Regions from separate parts of the Homo sapiens genome. Here region 1 is linked to region 2. The links are chromatin loops, found by intact Hi-C in ENCODE. Cell type or tissue: HCT116. All regions are shown on one strand. Each heading gives the region's core, and the rest is flanking DNA. Links, peaks and the distances in the headings are about the cores only. Region 1 overlaps CTR9 (CTR9 component of Paf1/RNA polymerase II complex). Region 2 has its middle 93 kb from the start of LINC02752.

Region 1 (2,826 bases), core at 70-2,569, 250 kb after region 2:
ATGGAGTCTTAATTAGCAAAATTAACTTAGTTTATCATAAGCCAATACTGCCAACTATGTTAAGTTTCCAAACTATAAATGTCCTCTCAAAGCACAGCTAAAAAGATTTCCAACATTATCTTTACATATAACTCAGAGTCATGAATTTTATCTTGACTAGGCTGACATAGCTGACATAAGTAAAATAGAAAAGTATTTTCCCCCAGAACTCAAGTACTTGTACTAAGGCAATTTTGTCCAATTCCCTGAAAGGAAAAAGTCCTGGCAAAGATTAGAGAGTCCCCAAGAGAAGTGTGAAAGACTGACCTGTGGAAGGTCAGGAACCTCTGTTCCCTACTGTGGCACTTTCCCAGCCCATGTAAATATCACTGCCTCACCCAAAGTCACCTTCCATAAATAGTAACATTACCTGGCTTCTGTAGCAGCAAGGGCCAAATCAAATCTCATTTTATCTCCCACTTTACTCAAATAACTGAAGTATCTAAATGAAACGAGAAAATACTTCACTTTTAAAAAAAGAGATTCTAATGAAATAAAGCTCTTAAAAAATTTAATCTGTGCTACAAAGTCTGAGAAAAGGTTTGCATATTGACTGATTTACACAAATTTATGCCACTCATTACATTTAATAGACACGTTCATCAAGATGGTCTAAGTTATATTTAATATTATCAGTAAATTCACAAATAACCACAAAGCAATTCAAGCAACAAGTATTTACTAAACATGAAATTTACTAAATATGTCAGGATGGAGGTTACGGGGCTCAGGCCATGAAAGCACTTATAATTTACCAGGCAAGGCAAGAATTGTTAAACAAGAATAAAAATATTAAGTTGGACAAAACCTGAAGAGATGACAGGTTTTAATTTCACCACACACTGACTCACCATATAAATACTATATGGCTAAATAAATTTTGAGCTGAACTGAATAAAACTATTAAGCATTATTTAAGAAGTAAAACCTTAATCCTAGTTCAATGAAAATCAACATCCCATTAAAAGACACATTGGTGTAAAATGGAAGACCAACGTAAGTGTCCAAAAAATTTCACATGTGTAAAATGCTGGGTCACATTACTGTCAGATTAATAAAAAATCTATGGCAAGTTTGCAAAGCTAGCCAGCCAGTTCTAGAGGTCAAGCTACAAGATCCAAATCTGGCAGGATCCTGACTATAGTTTGGCACCACCTGGTGGCAGCTGCTATCTGCTTTGGCTTAACTATTGCTGGAATGATTCTAATAGACCACCTTTAGAAGGAAGTGATTTTCAGCAGCTTGAGACAAATAGCTTTAAACAAAGCATTTCAGACAAAATCGGGAGAGTTCAAGATGGTATGGTCATAGACCAAATAAAGCATTTCATAGGTTGTTTCTACAAAATCTTTACCTATGTGCAAGCTCCAGTTCTTTCACAGCATTAAGTACTTCCTTCAGATTACTTTTTTCATCTTTCAGGACAGAGGTAGCTAATCTTTGCAGGACCAAGGCCACATTAAACATAAGAACTGTATCACTGGGTGCCACATGTCTAGCCTGTGAATAAAAAATAAATATTTCATATGTTCAAATGACATGAAAAGGATCTTAGACAGCAGAGTATTATTAAGTAGTAGGTATGTGAACACGCATCACGAAGAATTAAAAAATACAATGTAGCACAGAAATGGATGGGAATAACATCTCTCCTTTTTACCTTCAGCAAAGTCTGTTTGCATTCCTGTAACTTGCCACACTTGAAGAGGGCCCGGGCCAAATAGAGTACAACTTCAGTGTTTTGGTGCTTATAGAACTTTCGGAGGCAGTTTTCATACTACAGTAAAAGAAAAAAGTTAATTAAAACACAACAAAGAATAAATGACATTTTCATTTTGTAGCAAAATGGCATTGCAATTTTAAAGCTCTGTAAAAAGGTGTTTTACCCTTTGAATGGTTAATTTCAGAGAATAATTTGGGGAATGATTTTTGACATTCATCAGGATACATTTTCACAACATAAAAAATCTGACCATTAGAAAAACTAGATGCTTGAAATGGTTTCTTTCCATTTGAAATTTGGACCAACATTGAAAGAAAGGGTAAACAGACTGGAAAGCCTTTTTCATACTTTTAGCAATACTATCTAGAATCAGCTTATTGACCACTGATGAGAAGTCATACACCGTTGTCCTTTGCGTTTTACCATCTACACCTTTCTTAACAATGGGCAGAACCTACTGGCAATGAGCATGAGGAGTCTTACAGTTCTGGTTGTTAACTTCTTGGTAAAACCAATACAATACTAGTGTTAATTGTGACATGAACATAGCACTTTTTGACCATGGAATACCTCTTGTCATAGGTAAGACCTTTTTCATGAAAAATGGTTAAGACCATTTTTTCCTGAATATCCCTAGTAGTTAATTTGCATTTATAAAAGACAACATTATCATTCAGCAGATCAGGAAGGCCAGCCTCACAAAACACAACCTCTGAAGCTCCATATGCAATCTAGGTTCTGTGAGTTTCTGTGATTATTGACTTTCCAGTACTCTGAATATTGGTAATAACCCACCCATTTTAGAAAAAGGTAAACCACTTCTCAGGAGCCTGGACTGCTCTTTTTGTCTACTTTTTGTAAGCTTTTCCTTTCTGACCATAATATATCCCACAGAGCCGAAGATCCTTTTTACTTTTTAATTTTATGGATGCTGAGTATGACTTTTATTTCGAGCTCAAGCACTCAACAAATGTAAGCATAAAAAAATTCTACAGTCATTAAATCTTATCGCTGTTTTGTTTTCTTTTTTCTTTTTTTTCCCGAGACAGAGTCTGGCTTTGTCG
Region 2 (2,826 bases), core at 41-2,540:
TAACAACCTATATCAGATCATAGAAGTAGATTCCCAACGCAGAATACCATTACGTGTCTGGGTACACATAATGATGCCATTCCCACATCTTGGCCAACAGCCCACACTGACACGGCCCTGCTGATGTGGGTATAACACATTCTATTAAATGAAAAACCTAACATAATGGCAGCTATTAATACCTTCTAATATTAATAGGCAGCATTAATCTTATGCAATAGAATCTGTCCACTTACCAAGCACTTCGTTTCACAGCTTTTCCCAATTTCTTTAAGTGTCCTCCCACCACCCTGATCACTATCTGCTGGACACTCTCTGATTTGTCATAACTACCAAGGTGAGGGCTGGAGGGGCCACCAATGCACTAACAGCACATAAAAAGTAACCTCAATTGGGACTCTAAAGCTCTCTTATTCTCTCAGCTACATCCACCCCAAGAGGAGAATGAACACAGGAGACATCCTCTTTAGTATAACACACTCTTACTATCCTTCAGATCTCAGCTTTGGTGTCACTTCCATCGGGAAGACTTATCTGCCTGTCTCCTCTACTTCAGTAACAACAACAACAACTGGATTAAATGTGCTCCAACAAGGTTCCCCAGGACTGTTGGTTTTTCCGTATTTGCCATCACCTCCTGTGGTCTTCTTGTTAGCAGGGGGCATATCTCCAACCAAAGCATAGAAAGCATTCAATAAATATTGAGTAAGTGGACAAATGACTGAACAGATTTTTAGATGGATTAATGCATAGGTAGATGGCAGCATGGGTGGATGGGTGGGTGGCTGGGTGGATGGATGGATGGATGGATAGATGGGTGGGTGGGTGGATGGATGGATAGATGGGTGGGTGGGTGGGTGGGTGGATTGTTGGATGGATGGATGGATAGATGGATGGATGGATGGATGGATGGATGAATGTTCTTTGACTTTGTTAGAGGTTCTGTCTAAGGAAAGGAGTGTTCTCTGGTATGATGGTTTAAGGGTGATCTTGCCACAAGATGGCGCTCATAATTTTCTTAATTTATGGGTTTTATAGAAAATTTCCATTTCAAATTTTAAATTGTCTTAGAATCATTATATATGTTTCACAGCTAATGTAACTTATTTACTATACTGTCCATGTTTCATGTTCCAACACATTTCACTCAATAACCAACATGCTCTTTCCTCCTGGAACATCAAAACGACCCTGCAGCATTTTGCTGTGATGTTGGGTGGGTTGCTTTGGGGCTCTGTGCAGAGTGCAGAGAACAACGTTAGTCCCTTGATAGTACAGGGAATCAAAGCATTGTTCTTCTACCACACCATCTCCAACAACAGAGTCAGCAGAAAAGTGAAACCTCGACTTGAAATATCCATTAACCTTTGAAAACATGAATCTTGCCTTGACAAAATAATAATCTCTTACATTTACACAGAGTTTTATGCCACACAAAGCAATTTTGCATCACCAAAAAACAGTTTTTGAGTACTTGAGAACATGCCAGTCACTTTGGATTTATTAACTACATTTAACCTTCATGCCAACCCTATGAATTATGTCTTAATATCTCCCATCTTACAGATAATAAAATGAAGGTTCAGAGAGGGGATGTGACCCACCAGAATTACCTAGGTGGTAAGTGGCAGAGGTATAGTTCGGTCTCAAATTTTATTTTTAACTCTACATTAATTTGCTTCCCGTTATTTGCTGTGACATAAGCTATTTCAGTGTTAAGGAGACCGTGTTAGACAATAAGGAGGAAAGGAAACTTCCACGTATAACTTCCTGTGATTATGTGCATATATTTATGTGCACATGCATACACACACACACACATACATAAACTCACCAGCTCTATAAAGGGAGTAATAATTACCATTTCCAAGTAACCACAACATGCTAGGCACAATGCCAAAAGGTTCTTTCACACATCATTTCATTTTATCCCTACCTACTTCTGTAAGAAAGATCATTATCCCCATTTTACAGATATGAAAATTGTAGCACAGAGAGATTAAATGGCTTATGTTATGTCACAGAGGAGCTAAGTACCAGGGCTGAAATTCAAGTTCAACTCTACCTGACTTCAAAGCTTCAGTATTCCCAGAGGCCACATGAGTATGGGTAAGGGGTAACTTGGGAATTCTGGGAAGGATTCCTGGAGTTGCCTCTCTACTCTTTCTGCTCTTATCAAACTGCATATAATCACCAAACCTTCCTCTGAGCCCTCATATGTTCTGTTCTTCTGCTGGAAATGCCCTTCCCTGCGGAGTTTGCCTGGAAAGCGCCTGCCACCTTTGAGCCCCAGCTCAAGTACCACTTCTCCTATGGTGCCTCCTCTGATAGCCCCCCACCAAATGTACACACACATCCTCATGCCACATCCATTGTCCTTCCTCTAAATCTCACCCTCTTCCCCTATACACACACATACACTCATCTTGTCAGTTTTTATAGAATCCTAAATATCCTACTGCATGGAGTCAACCGTGAATGGCCTGAGATTTTTATCTATCTGTAAGCTAACAAGCTGGCCTGCCACAGACTCACAGATGCTGGCAGAAGATGCAGATGACGTCCTCACTCCCTATCTCTGGCACCTTTAACGATGGCCTGCTCATAGGAGGAGCTCTGTCCATGATTGCTGAGTAACTGAGAGAGTAAGTTCAAGGCAAGTCCAAATGGTTGATGATACGTAGGTACAGATAGGCTGTTGGCAGATCTGTGTGGAGCGAAGGAAAGAGCTGTGAAAAGAAAGGCATGAGTAGTGGCAGCAGGTGGAGTCTGGGAGGAGTCAGGTTCCCCTCCATGGACTAGCTAGAAAGGCCGTGTCTATTTGTA

What was found. Peaks named below come from ENCODE experiments on the same cell type or tissue, not always from the same donor. Only the 100,000 strongest peaks of a DNase experiment are listed, where the experiment ranks them.
Region 1: a loop joins it to region 2, with 5 times the contacts of the local background. A loop is called at or near these places in 11 of 110 quality-filtered maps.

Annotation. Positions count from the first base shown.
Region 1 is chr11:10,769,200-10,772,025 of GRCh38, reverse strand. It overlaps CTR9 (CTR9 component of Paf1/RNA polymerase II complex), which reads right to left. Exons shown (of 25, transcript NM_014633.5): 17 at 1,700-1,816; 18 at 1,394-1,539; 19 at 410-481. Among named protein-coding and RNA genes, the nearest start is that of CTR9, 19 kb to the right of the region's middle. In HCT116, for the core only: a CTCF peak has its summit at 1,202 (motif pointing left); a DNase peak (open chromatin) is centred at 1,195.
Region 2 is chr11:11,020,735-11,023,560 of GRCh38, reverse strand. No RefSeq gene overlaps it. Among named protein-coding and RNA genes, the nearest start is that of LINC02752, 93 kb to the left of the region's middle. In HCT116, for the core only: a CTCF peak has its summit at 1,004 (motif pointing right); a DNase peak (open chromatin) is centred at 970.